3 separate regions of the Homo sapiens genome follow, and regions 1 and 2 are each linked to region 3. A link is an interaction called in ENCODE POLR2A ChIA-PET data of the cell type or tissue named here. Cell type or tissue: HepG2. All regions are shown on one strand. Links, peaks and the distances in the headings refer to the core of each region. The heading gives the core; the rest is flanking DNA.

Region 1 (8,905 bases), core at 1-8,000, 61 kb before region 3:
GATTGATGTATTATGTCTCCCTAAAAAGTATAAAAGCAACATGTGTCCACGTTGGGCACATGTTGCCAGGACCTCCTGAGGCTGTCACAGGCATGTCGTCAACCTTCGCAAAATAACCTTTCCAAACTTATTGACCACTAAAGAACTCATCCCTGTAACCAAAACCTGCCTGTTCCCCAAAAAGTATTGAAATAAAAAATAAATAAATTGGCCAGGCATGGTGGCTCACACCTGTAATCCTAGCACTTCAGGAGGCTGAGGTGGGCAGATGGCTTGAGGTCAGGAGTTGGAGACCTGCCTGACCAACATGGCAAAACCACGTCTCTACTAAAAATATAAAAATTAGCCAGACGCTGTGGGGCACGCCTGTAGTCCCAGCTACTTGGGAGACTGAGGCAGGAGAATCGCTTGAACCCGCGAGGTGGAGGTTGTGGTGAGCCGAGATCGCGCCACTGCACTGCAGCCTGGGCCACAGAGCAAAACTTCATCTCAAATAAATCAGTAAGTAGATTCATTGAGGCCTGTCTCAGATACTTTTGGTTTATAGCTCTCACTAACTAAACAACTCATGAAAACTAAGCAGTTGGCCGGGCACAGTGGCTCATGCCTGCAATCCCAGCACTTTACAGGGCCGAGGCAAGTGGATTACCTGAGCCTAGGAGTTCAAGACCAGCTGGGTGATATGGCGAAACCCCGTCTCTAGTAAAAATACAAAAAATTAGCTGGATGTGGTGGCACGCGCCTGTAGTCCCAGCTACTTGTGTGGCTGAGGCAGGAGAATGGCTTTGAACCCAGGAGGCGGAGGCTACAGAACTAAGCAGTCCGCGGACTTGCTTTGGGGATCCTGGGTACCAAAAATATGGACCTGGGTCTTTGGGCGACTTGGTGGGGAGTGGCATCCCACGAGCACAGGATGAGGAATCTTACTTCGGGAATTCTTGCTGAGAAAAGTGCGTCGGCAAGGCCGCCCAGCAGAGAGGAATTCATTCACCGGCTCAGGTTGTCTTAGATAATAGGGTAGCTGTAGATTACATCTTAGGTGAGCAGGGAGGACCACATAAGGTTGCAAATCCCACATCCTGTACTTACACACATGAATCTGCAAAGATTAAAAACCCATGTAGGTGACATTAGAGAACAGGCCACTTGGTTATGGCAGGTTTCCCTGACTGCCACTGAGAACTGTTTTCTTTCCTTGTTTTCTTAGATTTCTTATGGAATAATCCACATTTTCAGGATTGCTAAACTTAGGCATGTCAGCCTTGCTAATTTTTTTTTTTTTTTAGGCGGAGTCTCGCTCTGTCACCCAGGCTGGAGTGCAGTGGCGTGATCTCAGCTCACTGCAAGCTCCGCCTCTCGGCTTCACGCCATTCTTCTGCCTCAGCCTCCTGAGTAGCTGGGACTACAGGCGCCTGCCACCACGCCCAGCTAATTTTTGTATTTTTAGTAGAGACAGGGTTTCACCATGTTAGCCAGGATGGTCTCAATCTCCTGACCTCATGATCAGCCCGCCTTGGCCTCCCAAAGTGCTGGCTTTACAGGCGTGAGCCACCGCGCCTGGCCGGTTTTTTTTTTTTTTCTTTTTGAGATAGAGTCTTGCTCTGTCACCCAGGCTGCAGTGTAGTGGCATAATCTCAGCTGACTGCAACCTCTGCCTCCCAGGTTCAAGCAATTCTGCCTCAGCCTCTCGAGTATCTGGGACTACAGTTGTGTGCCACCATGCCCCACTAACTTTAGTATTTTTTTTTTTGAGATGGAGTCTTGCTTGCTGTCGCCCAGACTGGAGTGCAGTGGTGCCATCTCAGCTCACCGCAACCTCCACCTCTAGGTTCCAGCAATTCTCCTGCCTCAGCCTCCTGAGTAGGTGGGATTATAGGCACCCGCCACCGTGCCCAGCTAATTACTGTAATTTCAGTAGAGAAGGGGTTTCCCCACGTTTGGCCAGGCTGGTCTCAAACTCCTGATCTCAGGTGATCCACCCACCTAGGCCTCCCAAAATGCTGGGATTACAGGCGTGAGTCACCACGCCTGGCCACGTCCTGCTGCTCTTACCAACTCCCCTGGGAGCTGCGGCTGAAGGAGCTGGAAGGACTGGTTCCAGGTAGTGCTTGGGCCACTGAGGGCTGATCTGCAGCCCCTGCCAGGCTGGTGGAAGGGCACCCGAGGACCCCTGCCAGGGATTGATGGCAGCTGGACAGATGGGCACTTCCAGGCTGCCTGTGGGCTTCTGTGCCTGCCAAAGGCTTTGCCACAGTGACTCAATGAGATCAGATGGCCTTCCCTCTGCTGCACGCTGAGAGCAACCAGAGCAGGCCTTTGCCAGGACTTGGGGGAAGGTGGGACCTGGCCTGGAAGGGGCACTGGGGTCACTGTCATTTGACTGTTCAACGAAAAGGGGTCCTATTTATTGAGTCAGAGTTTCACTCTCGTCACCTAGGCTGGAGTGCAGTGGCATGACCTCAGCTCACTGCAACCTCTGCCTCCTGGGTTCCTCAGCTTCCTGAGTAGCTGGGATTACAGGCGCCTGCCACCACACCTGGCTAATTTTTGTATTTTTAGTAAAGATGGGATTTCACCATGTTGGTCAGGCTGGTCTCCATCTCCTGACCTCATGATCTGCCCGCCTCAGCCTCCCAAAGTGCTGGGATTACAGGTGTGAGCCACCACACCCGGCTGGGGGTCTTATTTTCACCACACTCGGCTGGGGGTCTTATTTTACCCTCATGGCAGGGTGATGGCTGCAAGAGCTCCGGAGGTGCATAATGCCGACCTGGACCTGCTCGCTTTGAAGATGCAACACAAGCCTTACGGACAACCACACAAAAGCCTCCTGTTGAGGCCAAATCAGCAGCCATTCTGGTTGGCAGACATACTGCCAAAAAAACCACCCCCAAAACAAAAACCTCCTGTGAAACCACCATAGAGAATTTATTTTTTTCTCAGGTGAAGTCAGTAACTAATTCTTCCTATTCCCGTTGGACACAAGGAGTCTGTGAGGGGGTGTGAAGGAAGGAGGCTGCGGCTGCGTCCTGGACTCCGTCCTGCGGTAGGGAGTCCAGCAGGGATGGCTCAGCCTCCGCACCTGGTGTGCAGCCGGATCTCCATCCTGAGGAAGGCCTTGAGGTTCTCATCAGCCACGTGCTCCTCCAGGGCAGCCAGGGCCCGCTCCCCACCGTCCTGGAAGTGCTGCAGCAGCCTGTCCGCGTACTCCACCCACACGCAGTTGGGGCAGCCACTCATGCAGCAGTTTGTGGGCGGCTGGAGCTCAGGTGGCAGCGATGCCTTGGGCGGCCTGGTGCCGTCCGCACCTGCTTGGGAGCCCACCTCTACGTGGTCTGTCCCGAATTTTCTGCGCCCATCAGGGGCTTGCGCTCCGGGATGGTGCCTTTGAAGAAAGCTGCCACCTCCAGGAAGCCTCTGGCAGCAGTCCGGGCTGGAGAACCGGCGAGCCCCCTGAGGATGCAGACAAACATGTGACTCTCCAGGAAGCTGGTGAGGCCCGGTCTACCCCCAGCAGTGAGGACATTTCAGCTCTCCTGTCATTGGGCAACTGGCTCCATGTCCTCAGCTTTTTCACTTCCTGTGACTTTAGACATGTTATTTCACCTCTCTAGACTCAGTTTCCCCACTGTGCAATGGAAGTCATGGGTATGACACGGTGTGATTCACAAGAAGTGCCAGGATCAGGGCCTGGCGCCGGGTGTGCACTCAAGCACATGGTGGGGGGTGGGGGAGGCACTCGACACCTCCAGCTAAGATGGCTGCTCTGTGGACACCAGTATGCGAGAGGTGTAACCCTGTAAGCTCCTGGCCAGCCCAGCACCTCTACCAGTATAACCAAGCCCCACCACCTCTGAGGGACCAACCGGAAGAATCGCACCACCCTTTATCCAAGTTTCCCTGTCACAAAGCCCAGGCCTCTCAGGCCCCTCTCATCCCAGCGTGAATGTCCTATAGGCAGTCTTCCGTCGCTGCCCTGCTCTATCTACCCAGGATCACGGACTGACACGCTACCAACTTCACTTATTTAACTAGTCCTGCGAGGGGCATCATCCGCTCCATGTCCACGGCCAGTCCCCAGAGCCCAGGAGGGCTCGCACACAGGCGCTCGGCAGATACTGAGAAACAGGAAAGTGGCCGTTCACCGGGCTGCTTCCTCTCCCAAGGCTAAGCGGCCCCTCCACAGATTCCGGGGCGGGGACTCGGTAAGAGCCGATGGAGGAGAGGAGCGAGGGGTCCTTCGGCGGCGGCCAGCGCGCGATCCTCCCGGCTCCGTCCCCACATGCGGGTGGAGGGGCCGGGGCTCCTCCCGGTACGTGCGGGCCCCCGGACAGCGGCCTCTCGGACGTGCCCTTCGGCGCTGCCAAGACCCGTCCTGGTACTTGCCGAGCCACGGACCGCGGCGGCTACCGCCCGGCCTCCCTCGACCACCCTCCGCAGCAGCATCGCCCGCGGACGGGATCCGGCAACCCCTGACCGTGAGCGGCGGGCGCTCCGGCCAATCCCGGACCTTCAGGAAGTCGCGCCGCTCCAGCCAGCGTGAGGCTGAGCGCAGGAAGCGGAAGTGCCGATCGGTGGGGCGGAACCATGCAGGAAGGCGGAAGTGGCTTCGCTAGGGAGCCTCCCGGCGTGGAGATGGCGGGAGCTGGTCGCGGAGCAGCGGTGTCCAGGGTGCAGGCGGGTCCTGGGAGTCCCCGGCGAGCGCGGGGGCGGCAGCAAGTGCAGCCGCTGGGGAAGCAGCGCCCAGCCCCGTGGCCCGGGCTTCGCAGGTGACTGCGCTGCCCCGCGAGGCCGCCACACTTCCCCAGAGAAGGGGACGCCTTGAAGGCTCCGCCCGGGACCCCCTAGGGAGCGTTCGCTCGGACCCCTTCCCCAGGTCGGGCTCAGTGCCCTCCTCTGTCTGTGCCCGCGGCCCACGCTCCGCCAGGATCGGTTGAATGAATGGAGGCGCGAGCGAGTCCTTGGTTTTGCCTTTCCCGCGTCCCAGTGTCCCGTCTTTGTGGTTCTGGACGAGGTCAGGGCGGAAAGGCCTCCTGGGCTTTCGGAGTGCCTTTCGGCCTCGCGTCCCGTGAGGAAGGGGTTCAGGGACAGCCACTGAGTGAGACCGAGAGGAAAGATCCCTGCTCCCTGGACTGCTGGACCGGCTCGCACCACAGAAGCCAGATGTGGCCCCTGTATAGATAGATTCTTTTTTTTTTTTTTTTTTTGAGACGGAGTCTCACTCTGTCGCCCAGGCTGGAGTGTGGAGTGCAGTGGCGCGATCTCGGCTCACTGCAAGCTCCGCCTCCCGGGTTCACGCCATTCTCCTGCCTCAGCCTCCCGAGTAGCTGGGACTACAGGCGCCCGCCACCACGCCCGGCAAATTTTTTGTATTTTTAGTAGAGACGGGGTTTCACTGTGTTAGTCAGGATGGTCTCGATCTCCTGACCTCGTGATCCGCCCATCTCGGCCTCCCAAAGTGCAGGGATTACAGGCGTGAGCCACCAAGCCCGGCCAGCCCGTGTAGATTCTATTGCCAGACCCAACTATTGTTTCTCTTACTGATTCTGCTTGTGCTTTACTTGGGACGGGTCTCACCCCCGTGTTCTTTCTCCCAGCAAAGAGAAGAAGAAAGTGAACTGCAAGCCCAAGAACCAGGACGAACAGGAGATTCCTTTCCGGCTCCGGGAGATTATGAGGAGCCGCCAAGAGATGAAAAACCCGATCAGTAACAAGAAGAGGAAGAAAGCAGGTGTGTGCAGGCCCATACTGGGCGGCAGTGAAGCTTTGTGTGTCTCAACCCGCCCAATCGCCCAAATACTTCAGAACGTTTCAGGCAGAGGAAATATGCCAAGACCCGGTGCTCAGAAGGTGGGGGAGCGTGGCCAAAGCTAAAGCAGTGGCTGGCAGCTGGTGGCGCTGTGGTTCCAGACGAGGCTTGGAAGGAGGCTGTGGGGTGGGCGGGGAGGACCCGTTATGGGGCCTCAGGATCCATGCTAAGGAGCGGCGTTTTTTTCTCCCCAAAAGTAGCGAAGATTCATCAGAGTTTTTAGCAGGGCACGGCCAATTCATGTTTACTCTAAGCAAAAAAAGGGTCACCGAGCGATGATGGAGTGAGGGAGAGTGGACCTGGCAACTGGCGGGGCTACTGCCAGGGAGAAGCCATGATTCTTGGGACAAGAGTGCTGAAGCAATGGTAGAGAGAAGTGGGTGGAGTCAGGAGCTGAAGGAGGAAATTCCATCAGGCCCCTCTGAGAAGTCTTGCCTTCCTCCCCCAAGTCTGGGTAGGGTGTCCACATGTCCACCGCTGCAACCCAGAGGTAACACTCTGGGCATGTTGGGAAACGGAGTCCACTGTGTGTATATTTTGCTTATAGACACATTTCTCTTCCCAAACGTGGCACTGGTTTTACAGCAAAGCTGTTTTATAATTTGTGTATAAACTGTAGGCTTCTTGTTGGGGGTTATATGGCTGCCAAAGGGATAGTGAGATAGAGGTGAGGAAGGTGCAGGGAGGAGGCGCACTGGCCTGGGTAGCACATGGCACGTTCTGAACCGTGCTGCATTGAATTGGCACCTTTGTTTGTTTGTTTATTTATTTATTTATTGAGATGGAGTCTTGCTTCCTCGCCCAGGCTGGAGTGCAGTGGCGTGATCTGGGCTCACTGCAACCTCCACCTCCTGGGTTTAAGCAGTTCTCCTGCCTCAGCCGCCTGAGTAGCTGGGATTACAGGTAACGCACCACCATACCCAGCTAATTTTTTGTGTGTGGTTTTTTTTTTTTTTTTTGAGACAGTCTCCCTCTAGCCCAGGCTAGAGTGCAGTGGCACAATCTCAGCTCACTGCTACCTCTGCCTCCCCTGTCCCAGTTCCAGTGCAAGCAATTCTCCTGCCTCAGCCTCCCGAGTAGCTGAGATTACAGGCACACGCCACCAAGCCCAGCTAATTTTTGTATTGTTAGTAGAGACGAGGTTTCACCATGTTGGCCAGGCTGGTTTTGAACTCCTGACCTCAAGTGATTTCCCCACCTCAGCCTCCCAAAGTGCTGGGATTACAGGTGTGAGCCACTGTGCCTGGCCTTTTTTTTTTTGGAGACAGAATATCGGCTCACTGCAACCTCCACCTTCCAGGTTCAAGCAAGTCTTGTGCCTCAGCCCCCCCAGTAGCTGGGATTACAGGCCTGTGCCACCATGCCCGGCTCGTTTTTGTATTTTTAGTAAAGGCTGGGTTTTGCCATGTTGGCCAGTCTGGTTTCGAACTCTGGCCTCAGGTGATCCGCCCACCTCAGCCTCCCAAAGTGCTGGGATTACAGGTGTGAACCACCATGCCTGGCAATATGCATGTCTTCACATATTTATGAACACAACCACCTGCCTGGCACTGTCCGCCTCCTGTGTTCTACACTCGCCCGGGGTCCTGCGCTTGCGTTCTCAGTGGATGTCATAGGTCTGCCCACGTTTCTTTTTTGAGATGGAGTCTCGCTCAGTCGCCCAGGCTGGAGTGCAGTGGCGCAATCTCGGCTCACTGCAAGCTCCGCCTCCCGGGTTCACGCCATTCTCCTGCCTCAGCCTCCCGAGTAGTTGGGACTACAGGCGCCCACCACCATGCCCAGTTAATTTTTTCTGTGTTTTTAGTAGAGACAGGGTTTCACCGTGTTAGCCAGGATGGTCTGAATCTCCTGACCTTGTGATCTGCCCATCTTGGCCTCCCAAAGTGCTGGGATTACAGGCATGAGCCACCGCGCCCGGCAGGTCTGCCCACGTTTCTCTGTGTAGCTCCACTGGGCTTCTTTCGGCAGCTGTGCAATGGAGTCTGTGGGTGATCAGAGGAGAATTCATTCAACCAGCCACCTAGGGGTGGACATTAGGTTGTTTCTGCTTTCCTTTTTCAGCTGTGCTGCAGTGGACATCTGTGACAGGTGCCATTGGGCTGGGGGGTCACGTCCCCGGGGATGCCGGGCCGGGCATTCTACATCCTCTTCAGCTGCTGTCGTTGGGGTGCTTCCAGCCAGCCTGGTCTTCCCTTCCTGTGGCTTTGGGAGGGGAAATGAGCATGGGTCACCTGCCTGCCACTGTCTGCCTCCTGCCTCCTCTGAGGCCTCCCTTTGTCCTCAGCCCAGGTGACCTTCAGAAAGACATTGGAGAAGGAAGCAAAGGGAGAGGAGCCCGACATCGCAGTCCCCAAGTTCAAACAGAGGAAGGGGGAGTCTGACGGGGCCTATATCCACCGCATGCAGCAAGAGGCCCAGCATGTGCTGTTCCTCAGCAAGAACCAGGCCATCCGGCAGCCAGAGGTGCAGGCAGCTCCCAAGGAGAAGTCTGAGCAGAAAAAAGCAAAAAAAGCGTGAGTGGAGGCGGGAGGGGGAGGGGTCTGCCCTGGGAGCCGGAGGGAAGACATTGGGTTCCCATGACGGCCCTCTGCAGGTACCCTGTTTCATAGCCATGGGGCAGCCTGGATTCAGGGAGACCAAGCCAGAGCCCTGGGAGTTGGCGAGTCGGAGCATCCAGCTGGGAGCCAGTGAGGGTGTGGCCTCCAGGAGGCTGCGGAACCTGGGAACTCTGCGGAGACCTCGCTTGGTCCTTGCTTTCACAGGAAAAGCACCAGAAAGCCCTAGCCCTGTGGGAATCAGCCCTGAGGGGGTCGGTCTGAGGGTGACGTGCCCAGGGGTTCTGTTTCCATTAGAACAGAATGTCTCTCGTCCAAGAGACTACACCTTCCTAATTCTCTAAAAGCTTTGGCCGAGTACAGTGGCTCACGCCTGTAATCCCAGCACTTTGGGAGGCTGAGGCAGGTGGATCACGAGGTCAGGAGATCGAGACCATCCTAGCCAACACGGTGAAACCTTGTCTCTAATAAAATACAAAAAAAAAAATTAGCCGGGCGTGGTGGTGCATGCCTGTAATTCCAGATACTTGGGAGCCTGAGG
Region 2 (10,074 bases), core at 870-8,869, 110 kb after region 3:
GCTTAGGGACCCCCAGGGCCTCACACTGCCCCCCCACCCCCCGACCCTGCACACATAGCCCCAGGCTTTCCTGGATGTGCCAGCAGTTCCAAGAGGCCAGGGGCCTGCTGTCCCCCTGGAAGCACAATAAACGGTTCTGCAGCTCATTCAGCCTCACTGCCTCCTGGGGCCCTGCCAAGGAGCTGGGTGCCCAATTCTGACCCAGAAGGAATTTTCCATTAAAAATCAAGTATCTGTGCACAACCTATGACCCAGCCATTCTGCTCCTAGGTACACACACCCAAGATGCGTACAAGGACAGCTGGAGAATTTCACTCGTAATTACCCAAAGGGAAGAGCCACCGCAGAAGGGTAGCAATGCACACCTGGCCTATTCCCATAAGGGAATCAGCAGCCAGAGGGGGCACCACAGCCCCCACGCAGAGACGGACACCAAGCACAAGAGCAGGACCTGAGGGGCCACAGACAGGCCCTGGGACACATGGAATGGGAGGAAGCTGCAGAGGGCCGAGGCATGGACATAACTGGAGCCGGGGCCAGGACGGTGCCTGTGAGGGCAGGAAGGAGCCATCCACGGAGAGGGCTGGAGGTCAAGCAAGCTCTGAACCAAGAGGTCACCATGGAGCCACAATAAGGCCTCCAACAACCTCAGCGGGGCGGCCTAGCATAGTGAGGCACACAGCTGAGGGGGGAGGGCAGGAAGTGTGGCTGGCAGGCAGCTCAGCCCTAGCTCAGGCCTGGTGGGCAGCAGGCTGGTGTCTGGCTAAGCAGAGGGAACCCTGAGGCACAACATCCATGCATGGGGTCCCTGAGGTGGTGGATGTGGAGGGACCCAGGACCATAGTGGGTGAGAGTGAGCAGGGGACAATGGCACAGGCCCAGAGAAGCGCCGGGGGCAGCCGGAAAAGACCCAGCACACGGCAGACGGCCACCTGAGGTGGCAGCCCCTGAGCCAGCAGGAGACTGACACCTCAGCTGCCCAGGTAAAGGGGAGTGGCGGCCTGACCGAGGCCGACCACAGGTGAAGGGTGGGAGGGAGGGGCTCCATTCAGCCCAGAGAGACAGCCCCACTTCAGAGGTCTCGAGACCCCATCCAGCCCGGCCCCCTGCCTTCATCCCACCTGGGCCACCACCAGGGTGACAGCAGTAAGGGAGGGTCAGGCGATGCCTCGGTCCCGTTTTCCTTCCCTCTTTCTGTCAGAATCAAGACCGAGCATGCCGATGTCCCGGCCACGGCCCCGTACTCCTCAGTCGCTACACCACACCCCACTGCCTCTGAGAGTTTTCTTTCATAGTTTTCATATTTTAACATCTTTGAAACTGGGCTGCGCCTGACAATTGCTAACACGTCAGAATTTAACCAATGGTGGTTTTTATTTCTCAATGTACTGTAAAATATAGCGCAGCTCACAATGGCTGGGGTCTCACATGGGAGGACCCTCGATGACACTCTCCTGGCCCAGGACCACCCTTCCAGAGCCCCTCAGGCTACATGGTCTTTAGGTGTTTTCTCCCCTTCCCCTCAAAGTCTTCCACATCCCACGCCACCCCACCCCACCCAGTGCTGGGACAACCTCCAGTTCCAGACACCCAGCATCAGGACAGGTGGACACAGATGTCTACATGATCTTCCTGAAACCCTATCCCCAAGTCACTTAGCACTAGGGTGTCACCCAGGCCCTCTGCTGCCATCAAGCCCACTGTCCAGTCCCAACTTGTTTTACCAGGTGTCACCTGCTGCTCCACTCCTGCCCCAACAGCCTTTGCCACAGGACTACCTGCCACCAGCCACACAGAGCACAGGCCACCTGCAAGTCTGTGCATTCTGCAGGACGTGACTGCCTGCTTCCGTGGCCGTCCAGCCTACAGGGCCTGGCCTACTGGGCTGCAGGTATTCCCCTGCTCTGGGGCCCCGGGCAAGCTCCTCTGAGCCTCAGCATCCTCATTCAAAGTGATGCAGCCCACAGGTAGGCTCGCCTGCTCCAATAGGGACGGAAGCACAGCCATGGAAAGCCAGCAGCTCAGTGAGGTCTCTGTGGCTCCTTATCCAATACGATGATGGACAGGACAAGCATGTGCTGTATGGTTCAACTGGATGCTGTTAAGAATGAAAGGGGCTGGGGCCAGGCGTGGTGGCTCACGCCTGTAATCCCAGCACGTTGGGAGGCTGAGGTGGGCAGATCACCTAAGGTCAGGAGTTCGAGACCAGCCTGGCCAGCATGGTGAAACCCCGTCTCTACTAAAAATACAAAAAGTAGCCAGGCGTGGTGGCAGTCGCCTGTAATCCCAGCTACTCAGGAGGCTGCGGCAGGAGAATCGCTTGAACCCGGGAGGCAGAGGTTGCAGTGAGCCAAGATCACGCCATTGCACTCCAGCTTGGGGGACAAGAGTGAGACTTCATCTCAAAAAAAGAAAAAAGAAAGGGGCTAGATGTGGTGGTAATCCTAGCACTTTGGGAGGTCAGGAGTTCAAGACTGGCCTGGGCAACATAGAAAGAGCCCCATCTCGACCAGGTGCGGTGACTCACGCCTGTAATCCTGGCACTCTGGGAGGCTGAGGTGGGCAGATCATAGGAGGTCAGGAGTTTGAGACCAGCCTGGGCAACATGGCAAAACCCCATTGCTACTAAAAAAAAAAAATACAAAAATTAGGCCAGGCGCAGTGGCTCATGCCTGTAATCCCAGCACTTTGGGAGGCCAAGGTGGAAGGATCATCTGAGGTCAGGAGTTCGAGACCAGCCTGGCCAACATACAGTGAAACCCCATCTCTACTAAAAAAAAATACAAAAATTAGCTGGGCGTGGTGGCACATGCCTGTAGTCCCAGCTACTTGGGAAGCTAAGGCAGGAGAATCGCTTGAACCCAGGAAGCAAAGGTTACAGTGAGCCGAGATTGTGCCACTGCACTCCAGCCTGGGCAACAGAGCAAGACTCTGTCTCTCAAAAAAAAAAAAAAAAATTAGCCAGGCATGGTGGTATGCACCTGTAATTCCAGCTTCTCAGGAGTCTGAGGCAGGAGAATCGCTTTATACCCAGGAGGCGCAGGTTGCAGTGAGCAGAGACCATGTCACTGCACTCCAGCTTGGGAAACAGAGACAGAGCAAGACTCTATCTCAAAACAAACAACAAACAAACAAACAAAAAAGGGCCCCATCTCTGCTCTCTGCCCTCAAAAAAAAAAAAAAAAAAAAAGAACGAAAGGGATGCTGTTGATTATCAAGAATGAAACAACTCTTCTGGGTAAACTGGAATGTAGAGTCAGCCCACTCTTAGGAAGGTGGAGGCCCAGAAAAGCACTGGGGACTGAAAGAAGAGACTGCCACCAGCCACAGCAAACACTTGTCGGGCTAAGGGCAGGGCAGCCACCACGCTGGGCCCTTACACACATTGCCCACATCCCCACAGCTGGACCAGAAAGATACCCTGAGAACTTCCAGTTCAGCGCTGAAGGAGCCTGCCACCAAGCAGCGGTGCCCCTCCCAGGGCCTCCGGGGCCACAGCATTTGGGGCTCAGCCCGAATGCTGCAGCTGGCCTGAGCCTCCCAAAGTCTGCCTCCACTCTGCCTGCACCCTACAGCAGGTTTCTGGACTCCCTGAAAGACCCACTCCCTACTGATACCCATGTGGCTTTGCTCAGAGACTGGCCCTCCCTCCAGATAGGGAGGGGAGTCGCATTGGGTAGAACTATGTAGAACCTTCCTCCTCCAGGGGACCCAAGGGCTTTAGAGACTTCCAGGTGGGGAGGGGACAGAACCCCAGTCTCTGGCCTCCCAGTCCCAAATTCTTTCCCCCACACAGCCACATGCCTAAGAACAGGCCATGAGGTAACACTCCAGCAACGTGACAATAGTGAGGTTCCAGAGTTAGAATCAGTGACGCCATCGCTAGTCACCATGCTCCTCCGGAGTTTCTGAGATTCAAAGTTTCTAAGACTCCACTTTCTCTTCGTGTTCTGTGTCTTTTTCAGCCAACGAGGCTAGAAAATGATCTATTGCCCAAGCAGGCGCACGAGGATACGGCTGTCACAGCTGCCACACTGGCACCTCGTGGTCCCTTGAAGACCGCCCAGGGAAAGCCTCTAAGCGCTGCACCACCTCCTCACCCTCTCCCCTGGGTGGTGGCAGCAACAGCCTGAGCGTGTGCGCCCTCCTCCCCATCCTGATCCCACTCAAACCACAACCTCCCCTGACTCGCCCCAAATCCAGCCCTGTTGGCTCTTCCTTCACGTCCCACTTCCCACCCTCTCTACACGTTCTCGCCACATCCCACCCAAAGTCCACTCACTGGTCCCTGTTTACACCTCAGGGCCTTTGGTCAAGCTGTCTTCTCTGCCCAAAACTATCCTACTCATCCTTGGGGATCCAGCTGAAAGACCACCTTCCTGCGACGGCTACCCAGGGGCAGGAGGGAGAGAAGCACAGCCCGTGCCCCGTATGGCTCCCGCCCCCGCGGTCACAACCACCGCCCAGTGAGTGCCTAGAAGGCAGGCGGAGGCCCCGTTCTCCCCGTTAGGCCCAGCATCACCGCCCGGGGAGACGGGAAAGAGGGCAAGGCCGAAAAATGGACAGAAAAAGAATGCGGACGGCCGGGCCCGCGGCGCTCCGAGAATCGGAGGCATCCTCAGGCACGGTCCCTCCAGGAGACCGGGAAAGCGGGGCTCTGTCAGCCCCAAAGCCCCGACGGCGGCAGAAGGCTGGCCCGCTGCGAGCGTCCGGCGGCGCTGGGTCCCCGGCACCTGCCCCTGCCTGGGCGGGAAAGGCGCTCAGTCCGAGCCGCGCCCTCCCCACGCGCGCTCCCAGGCGCCCCGCGGGCCGCGCCCTCCTGCAGGTGCCGGGCGGGGAACGCGGGCCCCTCCCTCGGACCCCGGCTGCCCGGCCACTCCCCCGCGCCCGGCCCCGCCCGGCCCTGCAGGGCACCCGCGGCCGCGCGGCGACACCAGGGCGGGGCCCAGCCGCGCCCGCCCCGCCCCGCCCCGTCCCCGCCGCCCGGCGCCGCACCCGCCTCACCTCGCCCCGACCCGCCGCCACCGCCTCTTCCAGCTGGGAGGCCCCGCCGGAAGTGACGCCACCGCGGGCTGCACAGGCGCAGGCGCAGCGCGCTCTCACGTGACCGCCCGGCTGGCGGAGGGCGGGGGCGGCCGGGATTCCCGTGCGGGGTTGGGGCTCGTGGCGGAAGCTCCGGACCTCCCTGGCCCGAACGGTGAGCGCCGCCGGCCACTGGGAGCGGCCAGAGCCCAGTAATCAGGACACCACCACAGGGACCACGTGTGTAGACCCAGGCCCCCTCACCTGGGAGTCACGTTTATTGAAAAAGTAAAAAGTGTCACAGTAAAAAATTCACCTGGGGACAAAGCCAGGCCTAGGAGGGGTGGCGGGGTCGTGGAGGGACGGGTCCGGCCGCCCCTGGCCCACGGGTGGGGCACGTGCTGGCCCATGGGCGACGCGCGGCTTCTCCAGGGAGGCGGCCCTGGGCGCGGGGGCGGGCGGGCAAAGCTGGCTCAGTCCATCGTGGTCCCTTTGAAGAGCTCCACCAGCTCCTTGTAGTCCGGGTCGATGAGGTCGGAGGGCAGGTCGCCATCGTCGTTGGTTGCATCCCTGTCCGCTCCCAGGGAGATAAGGTACCTGGGGTGTAAAGGTCGCTCTGGCTGAAGCGGGGAGGAGCCAGGAGAGTGCTCGCCCCAACCCGGGTCAGAGGGCCAGAGTCCTGGGGTCACCTGTGTGTCCCCCACCTTGGGGTCCTAAGGTCCGGGTAGGGTGAGGAGGAAGAAACCTGACCCTTTGGAAGCTGTGGCCAGCTTTTCAAGTTGGTTCTATTGAGGACAAAGGCAGAAACAGGATTCCAGAAGCCTCTAGGGTTTGCAGGGTTCTTTTTTTGTTTTTTTTGTTTTTTGAGACAGAATTTCGCTCTTATCACCCAGGCTGGAGTGCAATGGCATGATCTCGACTCACGGCAACCTCCACTTCCCGGGTTCAAGTGATTCTCCTGCCTCAGCCTTGAGTAGCTGGGATTACAGGCGCGCGCCACCACGCGTGGCTAATTTTGTATTTTTAGTAGTGAGAGGGTTCTTGTCACGAACTCCTGACCTCAGGTGATCCGCCCACCTCGGCCTCCCAAAGTGCTGGGATTACAGGCGCAGGCGTGAGCCACCGCCCCCAGCCTCTAGGGTTCTTGCCGACACCACCCGGGCTACATTTTGGGGCTCCCATCCTGGGGACCCACTGAGGCCCGGAGGGGTCGGGTTCAAGCCTGTGTAGACCCAGGGCCCCCTCACCTGGCTATGTCAGGGTACCCATCGCTGCAGGCAATGTGCAGGGGTGTCCAGCCCGCCTCATCTCGCTGGTGAATGTCAGCCCCGTATTTGACCAGCAGCTTCACGCATTCCAGGTTTCCAGAGAGCACGGCTTCATGCAAGGCGGCCAGGCCTGGGCAGGGAGGACGGGAGGGGTCAAGACTGAGCCCCAGGTCAGGTCCTCCTTGCTGGCCTCTCCCACCACCCCACAGGCCCTGGCCAGCTCTTCCAGGCTTTGCTCACCTGAGGGGTGGATGGTGGCCAGGGAGACTTTCCGAGTCCGGATGAAGCGCCCCACCTGCTCCAGGTCACCCTGCCGGATGTGGTCCAAGAACAGGACATCATTAGGGAAACGCACGCTGCGATCAGCCAGCATCCGCCGCCGCCGCTGCCGTGGGCTGTAGCGGGCATAGCGGGCAGTTCTGCTAGGCATCTTGGGCGCTGTGGGGCAGGTTGCCCCTGGGGACCCTACTGCACTGGGGTTAATAATGTATCCGGTCCCGACCAGATCAGCTTGAGGGCTCCTGTCGGACGAGCCCCGGCCTCTGACTTGCTTATATAGGGCTCAGGGGCTATATAAAGCTGCACGGTCATCCTCCCCGGCGCGAGGGGCTGAAACTGAGCTGCACCCCCGCCCCGCACCCCAGATCATGTTTAGTGACTCATCTTTCAGCCCATCTGTCACCGTGCCCGGCCAAAGGGGTCAGATCATTCCTGCCTGTCGCTCCCTGCCCCACAGCTGGACCTAGAAGGTGCCTTACCGAGGGCAGGAGGAGGCACCGGTGCAGAACCCATGAGATAGCTAGGAACGCGAGATCAAGGGCACAGTAGGTACCAAGGTCATTGGAAGGGCTTTTGCTCTCTACCTCCTGGAAAGTGAGGGGCGGCCACCCCCTCCACATCTGCAGAAGCACAGGTCCACCGTGCTGTGGTGAAACAGGCCTTAGCCCCTCCATCTCCCTACCTGTCAGTTTTCACCTTCCAGCGTGGCTTGCCTCACTCTCAGTGGTTTTCCCAAAACTACTCTGATGGCCTAGGCAGGCGGATCATGAGGTCAGGAGATCGAGACCATCCTGGCTAACACGGTGAAACCCCGTCTCTACTAAATATACAAAAAATTAGCCGGGCGTGATGGCGGGCGCCTATAGTCCCAGCTACTTGGGAGGCTGGGGCAGGAGAATGGCGTGAACCCGGGAGGCGGAGGTTGCAGTGAGCCGAGATCGTGCCACTGCACTCCAGCCTGGGCGACAGAGCAAGACTCTGTCTCAAAAAAAAAAAAAAAAAAAAAAAAAATGACTCTGATGGTGCTGCTTCCTGCTCAGAAACCCCGCAGGCATCCTTGGCTGGGATCTCAGTGCCTCAGGCTCCTGCTCAGTCAGTCCTGCGACTTTTCCTCCACGTGCCTGGCTCCCCTGCCTCACACACCTGCAGGGGACAGGGTATTCCCTACACACTCATGGGTTCACCCTGCATAGTGTCTCTGCATTCCAGGTTTGACACACATACTCACACTTAAGGTGGTGTCCAGTTTGCTCTCCACGTTCAGGGACCATCACACCCTGGGTGGTGTGCTCTCTCTGCCCCGGCCCCTGTGATCTTACCTCTAGAAGCACAGCCAAGGGAATTTTTTTGTTTGTTTGTTTGAGTCAGAGTCTCACTCTGTCGCCCAAGCTGGACTACATTGGCGCAACCTCGGTTCACTGCAACCTCTGCGTCCCGGGTTCAAGTAATTATTTTGCCTCACCTTCTCGAGTAGCTGGGACTACAGGGGCATGCACCACCACGTCTGGCTAATTTTTGTATTTTTAGTAGAGACGGGGTTTCACCATATTGGCCAGGCTGGTCTCAAACTCCTGGCCTTGTGATCCGCCCGCCTCGGCCTCCCAAAGTGCTGGGATTACAGACGTGAGCCACTGCGCCCAGCCAAGGGAATTTTTAAAACTCGTGTTCCAACAGGCTCTTCATTGCTGGCTGCCTTTACTTTTGCAACAGCCCCAGTGGAGGTCCAAAGTAGGGCTTGGACTACAGGACATGAGCAAGTGGATGGGATGGGACACAGACACAGAGTTGACCAGGGAGGTCTTTGTTGTCAGGGACAGCGATCGATTGTGCTAGGAGCACTGCAGCACTTGAAGCTGGATGGATGAGTCTGCCGGGGCTGTCTTCACAGACCACAGACTGAGTGGCTTAAAAAACAGATGGTTGGCCAGGCGTGGTGGCTCAACCCTGTAATCCCAGCACTTTGGGAGGCCGAGGCAGGTGGATCACCTGAGGTCAGGTGTTCGAGACCAGCCTGACCAACAAGGTGAAACCCCTTCTCTACTAAAAAATACAAAAATTAGGCCGGGCACGGTGGCTCATGCCTGTAATCCCAGCACTTTGAGAAGCCGAGGCGGGTGGATCACGAGGTCAGGAGATTGAGACCATCCTGGCTAACACAGTGAAACCCCGTCTCTACTAAAAATACAAAAAAAAAAAAAAAAAATTAGCCGGGCGTGGTGGCGGGCGCCTGTAGTCCCAGCTACTCAGGAGGCTGAAGCAGGAGAATGGCGTGAACCCGGGAGGTGGAGCTTGCAGTGAGCCGAGATCGTGCCACTGCACTCCAGCCTGGGTGACAGAGCAAGACTCCATCTCAAAAAAAAAGGCCAAGCGCGTTGGCTTACGCCTGTAATCCCAACACTTTGGGAGGCCAAGGCAGGTGGATCACGAGGTCAGGAGATCGAGACCATCTGGCTAACACGGTGAAACCCCATCTCTACTAAAAAATACAAAAAATTTTCTGGGCATGGTGGCAGGCGCCTATAGTCCCAGCTACTTGGGAGGCTGAGGCAGGAGAATGGCGTGAACCTGGGAGGCAGAGCTTGCAGTGAGCCAAGATCGCGCCACTGCACTCCAGCCTGGGCGACAGAGCGAGACTCTGTCTCGGGAAAAAAAAATACAAAAATTAGCTGGGTGTGGTGGCAGGCGCCTCTAGTCCCAGCTACTCGGGAGGCTGAGGCAGGAGAATTGCTTGAACCCAGGAGGTGGAGGTTGCAGTGAACTGACATCACACCACTGCACTACAGCCTGGGGATGGAGCAAGACTCCGTCTCAAAAAAAAAAAAAAAAAAAAGACGGTCCGTCCCAGAGCTCTGGAGGCTGAAATCTGGGATCCGGGTTTCAGCAGGGCAGGTTCCTCCTGAGGCTCTGAGGAGCGTCTGTCGCAAGCCTCTCCCCAGCTTCTGGTGCCGCCAGCAATCCTGGTGTCCTTGGCCCTAGCAGCATCGCCACGATCTCGGCCTTCATCTCCATGGTGTTCTCCCAGCCTTTGTCACTGTTCACATCACCCCCTTGTATAAGGACACCAGTTATAGTTGGGTATTGCCTCATCTTAACCAGTGACATCTGCAAGCATCCTGTTTCCAAACAACGGTCACATTCTGAGGTCTTGAGGGCTAGGACTTCAACGTTAATTAAGGAGACACATGAGTCAACCCATAATGCTGGTAAAACCCTGCAGGTGGTCACTAAAGGCCTGAATGAGGACAGAACCAAGACTGGCCAGCAGCTCTTTGCAGGGGCAGAGGAGAGCTGGGCCACCAACAGCCTCGCATCATTAGGCTGATCTGCATCCAACGAAATCAAATCAGCAAACATATTAGACACCTCTAGGTGCAAAGCCTTGGCCAAATGCTATGGGAGGGCTGGGCACAGTGGCTCATGCCTGTAATCCCAGCACTTTGGGAAGCCAAGGCTGGAGGGTCAGTTGAAGCGAGGGGTTTAAGCAGCCTGGGCAACATAGTGAGAC
Region 3 (10,074 bases), core at 857-8,856:
CAGGGCCAGGCCTGGCAGTGGGCCACCACAGGGCAGGGTGCAGAGGGTGGGGTGGGAGAGGAGGCCAGTGGGCAGGGCTCCTTACCCACCCTCCACAGAAGCCACAGCTCCCCAGGTCCAGGGCACAGGCCCAGGGTGGGGGTAGGTCAGAGGGGATGTCAGTCCTGTGGTTTCATGGCCCTTAACCCACAGGCCCTGCAGGCCACCTGGTCCGAAGGCCAGAAGCCAGTCAGTTTCACGCTTGGGGGCCAGGGAGAGATCTGGACCCTGCTGAGTCAGCATTTCAGCAGTCACCTGCTGAGTCAGCAGTCATTTCCGTGCTTTTTTTTTTTTTTTTTTTTTTCTCTCCTTTTGGATGGATTTTTGCTCTGTCACCCAGGCTGGAGTGCAGTGGTGAGGTCTCAGCTCACTGCAACCTCCACCTACCAGGTTCAAGCGATTTTCGTGCCTCAGCCTCATGAGTAGCTGGGACTACAGGTGCACATCACCAAGCCTGGCTCCTTTTTGTATTTTTAGTAGAGACGAGGTTTCACCATGTTGGCCAGGCTGGTCTCAAACTCCTGACCTCAAGTGATCCACCCCCTTCAGCCTCCCAAAAGTTCTGGGATTACAGGCATGAGCCGCCGCATCCAGCCTCCATGCATTTTTTTAAGTGACTTCATAGTTTACAAAAAGTTACACAATAATCATTTATTGTCAAGAAATTTCAACAAGGATGCCAAGACAATTCAGTGGGGAAAGAAAAGTCTATTCGCCTGGCGTGGGGGCTCACACCTGTAATCCCAGCACTTTGGGAGGCCGAGGCGGGTGGATCATCTGAGGTCAGGCCAACATGGTGAAACCCCATCTCTGCTAAAAATACCAAAAAATTACCGAGGCATGGTGGAGCACACCAGTCCCAGCTACTCGGCAGGCTGAGGCAGGAGAATCGCTTGAACCCGGGAGGCAGAGGTTGCAGTGAGCCAAGATTGCACCACTGCACTCCAGCCTAAGCTAGAAGAGCAAAACTGTCTCAACAACAACAACAAAAAAACTTCTGTGCTTTAAAGGACACTATCAGGAAAGCGGGAGACAGCCCGCATAATGGGAGGAAATCTCTGTAAATCGTATCAGATAAGGGACTACAGTCTAGAACATATAAGAAAACTCTTACAAGAAAGAAAGTTGTTAATGGCACAGGATGGGAAAGAAGGTATACAAATGGCCAATAAACACAGGAGACACCACTCGGCATTATCAGTTGTTAAGGAAATGCAAATCCAAACCACCACAGATGCGGCAGCATCCACTAGGCTAAAATCAAAAGGACAGAAACTGAGCAAGTGTTGGTGAAGCTGTGGAGAAATGAGAACCATCCAGCGCTACTGGGAATGGAGGGTGGTGTGGCCGCTGTGGAATAGAGTCTGGCAGTTCTTCAAAGTGTTAAACACAGTTACCATCTAACCCAGTAATTCCACGCCTCTGTACGTACCCAGGAGGAAAGAAAACATGTATTTATAGAAACTTGGACACAAATGGAGATGGGCGTGGTGGTGCGTGCCTGTAGTCCCAGCTACCCAGGAGTCTAAGGTGGAAAGATCACTTGAGCCCCGTAGTTCAAGACTAGCCTGGGCAAGTTAGTGAAACTCCATCTCTACGAAAATTTTTAAGTATTAGCCAGGTGTGGTAGCGCACGCCTGTGGTCCCAGCTGTTCGGGAGGCTGAGGTGGGAGGATCACTTGAGCCCAGGAGGTGGAGGCTGCAGTGGGCTGAAATTGTACCACTGCACTCCAGCCTGGGCAACAGAGTGAGACCCTGTCTCAATAAACAAAGAAGCAAAATGAAAATGTAGGGCCGGGTGCGGCGGCTCACACCTGTAATCCCAGCATTTTGGGAGCCTGAAGCGGGAGAATACTGAGGTTAGAAGTTCAAGACCAGCCTGACCAACGTGGTGAAACCTTGTCTCTACTAAAAATACAAAAAATTAGCCGAGTGTGGTAGTAGGCACCTGTAACCCCAGCTAAGGTTGAGGCAGGAGAATCGCTTGAACCCGGGAGGTGGAGGTTGCAGTGAGCTGAGATCGCATCACTGCAGTTTAGCCTGGGTGACAGTGCGAGACTCCGTCTCCAAAAAAAAAAAAAAGAAAAGAAATGTAGCATTTAGGAGCACATACTGAGGTGGTAAAACAAAAAAGGGGAAACAGTCCCCATAAAGTCAGAAGGGTGTGGGTTGGGAAACCTGTAACTGGGAGGTGGCACCAGTGGCTTCTGGAAGCTTCTGGAACACTGGTTCTGCTCCCCACTATGGCCTGAGCGTCTGCCTTATCATCAATCACTTGGCTCTCCATATTTTCTTTTTTTTTTTTTTTTTTTTTTTTTGAGACGAAGTTTTGCTCTTTTTGCCCAGGCTGGAGTGCAGTGGTACGATCTCCAACCTCTGCCTCCCGGGAGGTATGATCACTGCAATCTCTGCCTCCCGGGTTCAAGCGATTCTCTTTTCTCAGCCTCCCAAGTAGCTGGCATTACAGGCATGCGCCACCATGCCCGGCTAATTTTTGTATTTTTAGTAGAGACAGGGTTTTGCCATGTTGGCCAGGCTGGTCTCGAACTCCTGACCTCAGGTGATCCACCTGCCTTGGCCTCCCAAAGTGCTGAGATTTTAGGTGTGAGCCACCACGCCCAGCCTGAAGCTCATACTTTAAAAATATTTTTTTGTGTGTGGCCGAGGGCAGTGGCTCACTCCTGTAATCCCAGCACTTTGGGAGACTGAGGTGGGCCGATCATCTGAGGTCAGAAGTTCAAGACCAGCCTCACCAACATGGAGAAAGCTCGTCTCTACTAAAAATACAAAATTAGCCGGGTGTGGCGGCCCATGCCTGTAATCCCAGCTACTTGGGAGGCTAAGGCAGGAGAATCACTTGAACCTGGGAGGCGGAGGTTGAAGTGAGCCAAGATTGTGCCACCGCACTCCAGCCTAGGGAACCACAGCGAAACTCCATCTCAAAAAAAACAAAAAATAACAATAATTATTATTATTTTTGAGATGGGGTCTCGCTTTGTCACCCAGGCTGGAGTGAGATGGCACAATAATAGCTCACTGCAGCTTGAACTTCTAGGCTGAAGCGATCCTCTGGCCTTGGCCTCCCATAGCCCTGGGACAGCAGGCATGAGCCATGGCCCAGCTGGTTTTCTGAAGTTATGGAGATTTTTATTGCAGTCTCGTACCCGCTACACTTTTGTGAACCGCTGCATGCACGTCTGAAAAGAACACGTGTTGTCTCTTGGTTACACAGCTTAATTTGGGTATTCATGACTTTTTGATTAGGCATGCTAATTGTAATGTGCAAATCTTCTTTTTTTTTTTTTTTTTTTTTTTTTGAGGCAAGGTTTCGCTCTTATTGCCCAGGCTGGGGTTCAATGGCTCGGTCTAGGCTCACTGCAACCTCCGCCTCCTGGGTTCAAGCAATTCTCCTGCCTCAGCGTCCCGAGTAGCTGGGACTACAGGCACCTGCCACCACGCCTGGCTAACTTTTGTATTTTTAGTAGAGACGGGGTTTCACCATGTTGGCCAGGCTGGTCTCGAACTCCTGACCTCAAGTGATCCGCCTGCCTTGGCCTCCCAGACTGCTGGGATGACAGGTGTGAGCTGCCATGCCCAGCCGTAATGTTTAAATCTTCTATGTCCTTGCTTGGTTATGTTGAGCCAACCTTGTAAATTCTGAGATTGCGTGTGAAAGGTTCTCCCTGTGGTTCTGGATCTGTCCAATCCTCTGTGCACCTCACAGTCCTTCCTGACGTGATCCAGCTCCGTGTCTGCGCTTGCCGCTTTAGTCTCAGGTAAACATCTTAGTGGCACAGAGCCCACCAGTCTGCCCAGACAGGGGAGAGGCGGGTGAGTGGTGGCAAACCATGTGACCCAGTTCTTTTTTTTTTTTGAGATGGAGTTTCGCTCTTGTCGCCCAGGCTGGAGTGCAGTGGCATCATCTTGGCTCACTGTAACCTCCACCTCCTGGTTCAAGTGATTCTCCCGCCTCAGCCTCCCAAGTAGCTGGCATTATAGGCATGCGCCGCCATGCCCAGCTAATTTTATATTTTTAGTAGAGATGGCATTTCACCAGGTTGGCCAGGCTGGTCTTGAACTCCTGGCCTCAAATGATCTACCCACCTCCACCTCCCAAAGTGCTGGGATTACAGGCATGAGCCACTGTGCCCGGCCTCCATGTGACCCAGTTCTGATGGCAAGACGTGAGGAGAGATGCCCTGGGAGCCCTGATGCAGTCCAGCCTCTGTGGACACACTTCTGATGGTCACACAGTTACGTTTGGCAGACCATTCTTTTTTTCAGTGATGGAATATTCTTCTAGGTCCTATGTAATCATTGTTGTTTTCACTTCTATTTTGTCTGATGTTAATATCACCGTACCTGCCTTATGTTCTACCTTTCCGGGTCATTTTGTTTTGGGTGTGCATAAATACTCATGTGGCAATTCAGGCCGGACGCAGTGGCTCGCGCCTGTAATCCCAGCACTTTGGGAGGCCGAAGCAGGTGGATCACTTGAGGTCAGGAGTTCAAGACCAGCCTGGCCAACATGGTGAAACCCCGTTTCTACTAAAAATCAAAAATTAGCTGGGCATGGTGGCGCGCACCTGTAGTCCCAGCTACTCGGGAGGCTGAGACAGGAGAATCACTTGAACCCAGGAGGCAGAGATTGCAGTGAGCCAAGATTGCACCACTGCACTCCAGCCTGGGCTACAGAGCTAAACTGTCTCAAAAATAAATAAAGTAATAAAATAATAAAATAAATAGTCACGTGATGCTTCAGGTCATCTGACATCCTGCCCCCCACCCCTTAGTAAAATGCCTGCTGTTTTATTCAAGCAGCTACCACCCCACCCCAGTCCTTGGGCCTCAAGGGCACCAGGGCCTGACCCCAGCTCCCAGCATGAATAGGGTTGGTTTAAACCAGTCGGCATGGCCCACAGTGACTGGTTTAGGCATGGGCCTGTCACCCACACTGGGCCAATGATATGTAAGATGTTTATTGTAGCTTCCGGGATGGAAACTTCTCTGCCAGCTTGTGGGTTGGGCAAGGACGACACTCCGGGCCCTACCGGCGGAAGCTCTGCTCCTGTCGTGCGTGGACCACGCAGCAAATGGCCTTGGAGGCTGCTGGCAGCCATCTTGTGACCATGAGGCAAGTCAGCGCAGGCCGAAGCTGACGACGCGAAGACAATGAGGAGAGGGAGAAAGAGCCGATCTTTGGTGTGTATTGGCTGTGACGTGCTGCCGCCTCTCTGGAGACCGGGTTCATTATACTTTTCCTGGTATCTTCTCATGTTTGCTCTGCTGGCTTTGGGCCCGAGTTTTACCTCCTGGGTGTATTGTGTGTGCCTGTTTTGTGGTGTTGGTTTTGCTCCTGGGTTTGTTGACCCTTGGGTGTCTGCTCTTTTTTTTTTTTTTTTTTTTTTTTGGGACAGAGTCTCACGCTGTCACCCAGGCTGGAGTGCAGTGACCTGATCTTGGCTCACTGCAGCCTCTACCTCCTGGGTACAAGCGATTCTTCTGCCTCGGCCTCCTGAATAGCTGGGATTACAGGTGCCTGCCACGGCTAATTTTTTTACTTTTAGTAGAGATGGGGTTTTGCCATGTTGGCTAGGCTGGTCTTGAACTCTTAACCTCAGGTGATCTGCCCACCTCCGCCTCCCAAAGTGCTAGGATTTATAGGCATGAGTCACCGTATCCAGCATTTTTTGCTTGTTTGTTTGTTTTGAGACGGAGTCTCGCTGTGTCACCCAGGCTGGAGTGCAGCGGTGTGATCTCGGCTCACTGCAAGCTCCGCCTCCCAGGTTCACACCATCCTCCTGCCTCAGCCTCCTGAGTTGAGTATCTGGGACTGCAGGCGCCCGCCACCACGCCCGGCTAATTTTTTTGTATTTTTTAGTAGAGACGGGGTTTCACCGTGTTAGCCAGGATGGTCTCCGATCTCCTGACCCGGTGATCCACCTGCCTCGGCCTCCCGAAGTGCTGGGATTACAGGCGTGAGCCACCGCACCTGGCCAGCTCTAGCTGGTTTTACGGGTGAATTTTTACCAAACATTCATGGAACAGAAAAATCCGTGTCTTGAAATTTTCACAGAAGGCTAGCATGATCTCAACTCCAAAATGAAAATTAAGACACATCTGTTTCATGACTGTAGATGTAGAAAGCCTAGATAAACTATTAATAAATTGAAGTCAGCTGCATATAAGAAATGTCAGACCTCATGATCACGTAGGGGTTATATCAGAATTTCAATGTCAGGAAACTAACTAATGTTATCTGCATGTTACATTAAGAGTAAAGGAGGCTGGGCGTGGTGGCTCACGCCTGTAATCCCAGCACTTTGGGAGGCCGAGGCAGGCGGATCACCTGAGCTCAGGAGTTCAAGACCAGCCTGGCCAACATGGTGAAACCCCGTCTCTAGTAAAAATACAAAAATTAGCCCGGCATCATGGAGTGTGCCTGTAGTCCCAGCTACTCAGGAGGCTGACGCGGGACCCTCGCCTGAACCTGGGAGGTAGAGGTTGCGGTGAGCCAAGATCGCACCATTGCATTCCAGCCTGGGCACGAAGCGAGACTCCGTCAAAAAAAAAAAAAAAAATTAAAGAATAAAATTTCTGCAGGCATCTCAACAGCTACAGAAACAGCATTTTGTGCAATTCAATACTGATTTGCAGGGGCCAGGGGTCATGGCTCATGCCTGCAATCCCAGCACTTTGGGAGACCAAGGCAGGTGGATCCCTTGGGCTCAAGAGTTCAAGATCAGCCTGGGCAATGTAGCAAAACCCCATCTAAAAAAATAAGAAAATATTAGGCAAGCATGGTGCATATGTGCACAGGGCGCACACCTGTGGTCCCAGCTACTGGGGGTCTGAGGTGGGAGGATTGCTTGAGCCCAGGAGGTTGAGGCTACAGTGAGCCGTGATGGTGGCCCTGGACTCCAGCCTGGGCAACAGAGTGCAACCCCGTCTCAAAAAAGAAAAATACTCATTTGCAACTTTTATTTTTTTAATTAAAAAAAAATTTAATTTATTTATATTTTTGGGGACAGAGTCTCGCTATGTCACCCAGGCTGCAGTGCGATGGCATGATCTCAGCTCACTGCAACCTCCACCTTCTGAGTTCAAGTGATTCTCCTGCCTCAGCCTCCTGAATAGCTGGAATTACAGGTGACCGCCACCATGCCTGGCTAATTTTTGTATTTTTAGTAGAGACGGGGATTCACCATGTTGGCCAGGCTGGTCTCGAACTCCTGACCTCGTGATCCACCCATCTCAACCTCCCAAAGTGCTGGGGTTACAGGAGTGAGCCACCGTGCCTGGCCTCATTTGCAATTTTTAAAAATTGCTTTGCAATGCCGGGCGCGGTGGCTTACGCCTGTAATCTCAGCACTTTGGGAGGCCGAGGTGGGCACATCATGAGGTCAGATCGAGACGATCCCGGCTAACACGGTGAAACCCCATCTCTACTAAAAATACAAAAAAAAAAATAGCTGGGCATGGCGGCGTGTGCCTATTATCCCAGCTGCTGGGGAGGCTGAAGCAGGAGAATGGCGTGAACCCGGGAGGCGGAGCTTGCAGTAAGCTGAGATCGCGCCACCGCACCCCAGCCTGGGTGACAGAGCAAGACTCCATCTCAAAAAAAAAAAAAATTGCTTTGCAACCTAGTAGTAGAAGAACAATTCCTTGATCTGATAAAGAGCATTCCCTTAACAAGATATAGCAAAATTTAAAACCCGTGAATTATAGAAAAGATACACATTTGATTATATAATATTTTTAAAAATATGCATGGCACAAGACTCTATAAACAAATATACACAATGGAAGCCATGGTGGGAGGTATCGGCCAGGGCCACGTCTGAGTCCTTGGCAGAGCTGGGTCACGCAGTGAAGAGCTGGGAGGGGCCTGGACAGGGCAGCAGTGGGTCAGGTTTGGGCTTAAAGAAGACGTCCCAGCTGGTGGTTCTTCAAACAATTAAACATACAGTGGCCGTGCAACCCAGCAATGCCACTCCTAGGTGAGGACCCAAGATAAATGAAGACGTCCGGCCAGGCGCATTGGCTCACACCTGTAATCCCAGCACTTTGGGAGCCTTAGACAGATGGATCACTTTCAGCTCAGGAATTAAAGACCAGCCTGGGCAACACAGGGAGACCCTGTCTCGTTAAAAAATACAAAAATTGCCAGGCGTGGTGGCTCATGCCTGTAATCCCAGCACTTTGGGAGGCCGAGGCAGGCGGATCACCTGAGGTCAGTAGTTTGAGACCAGCCTGATGAACATGGTGAAACCCCGTCTCTACTAGAAATAGAAAAATTAGCTGGACGTGGTGACTAACACCTGTAATCCCAGCTACTCAGGAGGCTGAGGCAGAAGCGCTTGAACCTGGGAAGCGGAGGTTGCAGTGAGCCGAGATCACGCCATTGCACTCCAGCCTGGGCAACAAGATGAAACTCCATCTCAAAAAAAAAAAAAAAAATTAGCTGGGCATCGTTGTCTTGTGCCTGCGGTGCCAGCTATTCTGGAGGCTGAGATTGGAGAATCATTTGTGCCCAGTGAAGCAGAGGTGGCAGTGAGCCAAGATCATGCCACTGCGCTCCAGCTTGGGTGACAGAGTGAGACTCTGTCTCAAAAAAAAAAAGAGTCTACATAAAACATTGTGCGCGCCTGTGCATAGCAGCACATCCATAATCACAGAGAGGCGGAAACAGCTGTGTCCATCAACAGAGGTTGGTCACACAGGGGGTCCTGTGCCCAATGCAGTGGACTCTTGGGCCTTAGAATGAAGTTCTGATCCACACGGCAGCACCGACGGACCTTGGGCACTGTGCTGTGTGAAATAAGCAGACAGATGCTGTGTGGCAGCACTTACAGGGGCATCCTGAGCGACTTTGTGGAGACAGCTCTTAGGGCTGGGGAGGGAGGGATGCGGGAAGGGGGCGGGAGCTGGAGGGTGGAGGGCTCTTTCTGAGATGAGGAAATGATCTAAAACTGCCTGCGGTGACGGCTGCACAGCTCTGAAGATGCAGAAACTCGCTGAGCTGGACGCATTCTGAATTGTGTGGTATGTGAATTATGTCTCAGTAAAGCCATTAAAAAAAAACACCCAGGAGCCAGGCGCAGTGGCTCATGCCTATAATCCCAGCACTTTGGGAGGCGGAGGCAGGCGGATCATCTGAGGTCAGGAGTTGGAGACCAGCCTGACCAACATGGTGTAACCTCGTCTCTGCTAAAATACAAAAATTAGCTGGGTGTTGTGGCGGGCACCTTTAATCCTGGCTACTTGGGAGGCTGAGGCAGGAGAATTGCTTGAACCTGGGAACGGGAGGTTGCAGTGAGCCAAGATCGCGCCATTGCACTCCAGCCTGGGCGACAGAGCGAGACTCCGTCTCAAAAAAACAAAACAAAACAAAACAGCCAGGCAACCAAGTAGACAATGGAGGGAGGGGGTGACAGCTGAGGACGCCCATTGTCTGCTGGTGCTCCAGGCGGTGCTCCCCACTCCCAGCCCAGTCGCCCCCTGCTCCTGGCCTGGATTTGAGGCCTAGAGAGACACCTGCCCTCCCCCGGATCCGTGCCCCGCAGAAGTGCAGTCTTGGTGCCCAAATGTGCGCCCGCTGGGGCAGAGGAGAATCCGCGGGGCCTGAAGCAGAATCGCGCCCTCCCCCCAACCTGCCGGCTGCCCGGGCGCTCCCCATGGGCCCAGACGCAGGAGACAAAGGAGAACATGGGGGTTCAGGTATGCACTGGGGCGCAGACAGGGCCAGGCAAGACAAGAGGGCAGGGCTGCCGGGAAGGACGAGTGCCTCGGGAGCCTCTCTGCAGGTGAGACACAGGTTGAAGCATTGACTGATTTGTTCTCTCGCAGTGAGGCAGGAGAGGAGGGAATAATTGGGGTGACCCAGGGTTGAGGCGTGAGCAAGAGAACAGCAAAGGCAGCTGGTTCTGGGTAACACTGGGCCTCACTCCTATGGTAACAAGACAGTTTCCACTTCAGCCTCTGATTGGCTGTGAGCCAGTCCTTCATAAGGAGTCACCAGTTGGAGGCCTCTAA

The links. Peaks named below come from ENCODE experiments on the same cell type or tissue, not always from the same donor. Only the 100,000 strongest peaks of a DNase experiment are listed, where the experiment ranks them.
Region 1: POLR2A ChIA-PET joins it to region 3 with 10 read pairs; 7 of 35 experiments call an interaction of 5 or more read pairs at or near these places.
Region 2: POLR2A ChIA-PET joins it to region 3 with 18 read pairs; 21 of 35 experiments call an interaction of 5 or more read pairs at or near these places.

The regions. Positions count from the first base shown.
Region 1 is chr17:81,662,132-81,671,036 of GRCh38, forward strand. OXLD1 (oxidoreductase like domain containing 1) reads right to left here and starts at 4,474. Exons shown (of 2, transcript NM_001039842.3): 1 at 4,387-4,474; 2 at 2,905-3,453. The coding sequence starts at 4,446. The coding sequence ends at 3,070. It overlaps CCDC137 (coiled-coil domain containing 137), which reads left to right and starts at 4,606. Exons shown (of 6, transcript NM_199287.3): 1 at 4,606-4,769; 2 at 5,598-5,731; 3 at 8,094-8,322. The coding sequence starts at 4,636. It also overlaps a transcript of PDE6G not described here. RefSeq lists enhancers at 1,350-1,984, 3,400-3,509, 3,670-4,591, 4,592-5,513 and silencers at 4,170-4,489, 4,690-4,839. In HepG2, for the core only: a CTCF peak has its summit at 5,896 (motif pointing right); DNase peaks (open chromatin) are centred at 3,720, 4,175 and 4,550; H3K4me3 peaks cover 2,476 bases.
Region 2 is chr17:81,828,234-81,838,307 of GRCh38, forward strand. MCRIP1 (MAPK regulated corepressor interacting protein 1) reads right to left here and starts at 5,058. Exons shown (of 5, transcript NM_207368.5): 1 at 5,005-5,058. PPP1R27 (protein phosphatase 1 regulatory subunit 27) reads right to left here and starts at 6,817. Exons shown (of 3, transcript NM_001007533.4): 1 at 6,531-6,817; 2 at 6,270-6,420; 3 at 5,259-5,619. The coding sequence starts at 6,720. The coding sequence ends at 5,496. RefSeq lists enhancers at 3,008-3,521, 3,522-4,035, 5,062-5,575, 6,089-6,601, 6,602-7,114 and silencers at 4,677-5,236, 5,347-5,466. In HepG2, for the core only: a CTCF peak has its summit at 5,165; DNase peaks (open chromatin) are centred at 4,041, 5,078 and 5,598; H3K4me3 peaks cover 1,840 bases.
Region 3 is chr17:81,722,403-81,732,476 of GRCh38, forward strand. LOC105371929 (a long non-coding RNA gene) reads left to right here and starts at 8,913. Exons shown (of 3, transcript XR_935049.2): 1 at 8,913-10,074. RefSeq lists enhancers at 65-606, 9,690-10,074 and a silencer at 7,750-7,969. In HepG2, for the core only: no CTCF peak of the experiment used is centred there; DNase peaks (open chromatin) are centred at 5,149, 5,269 and 5,682.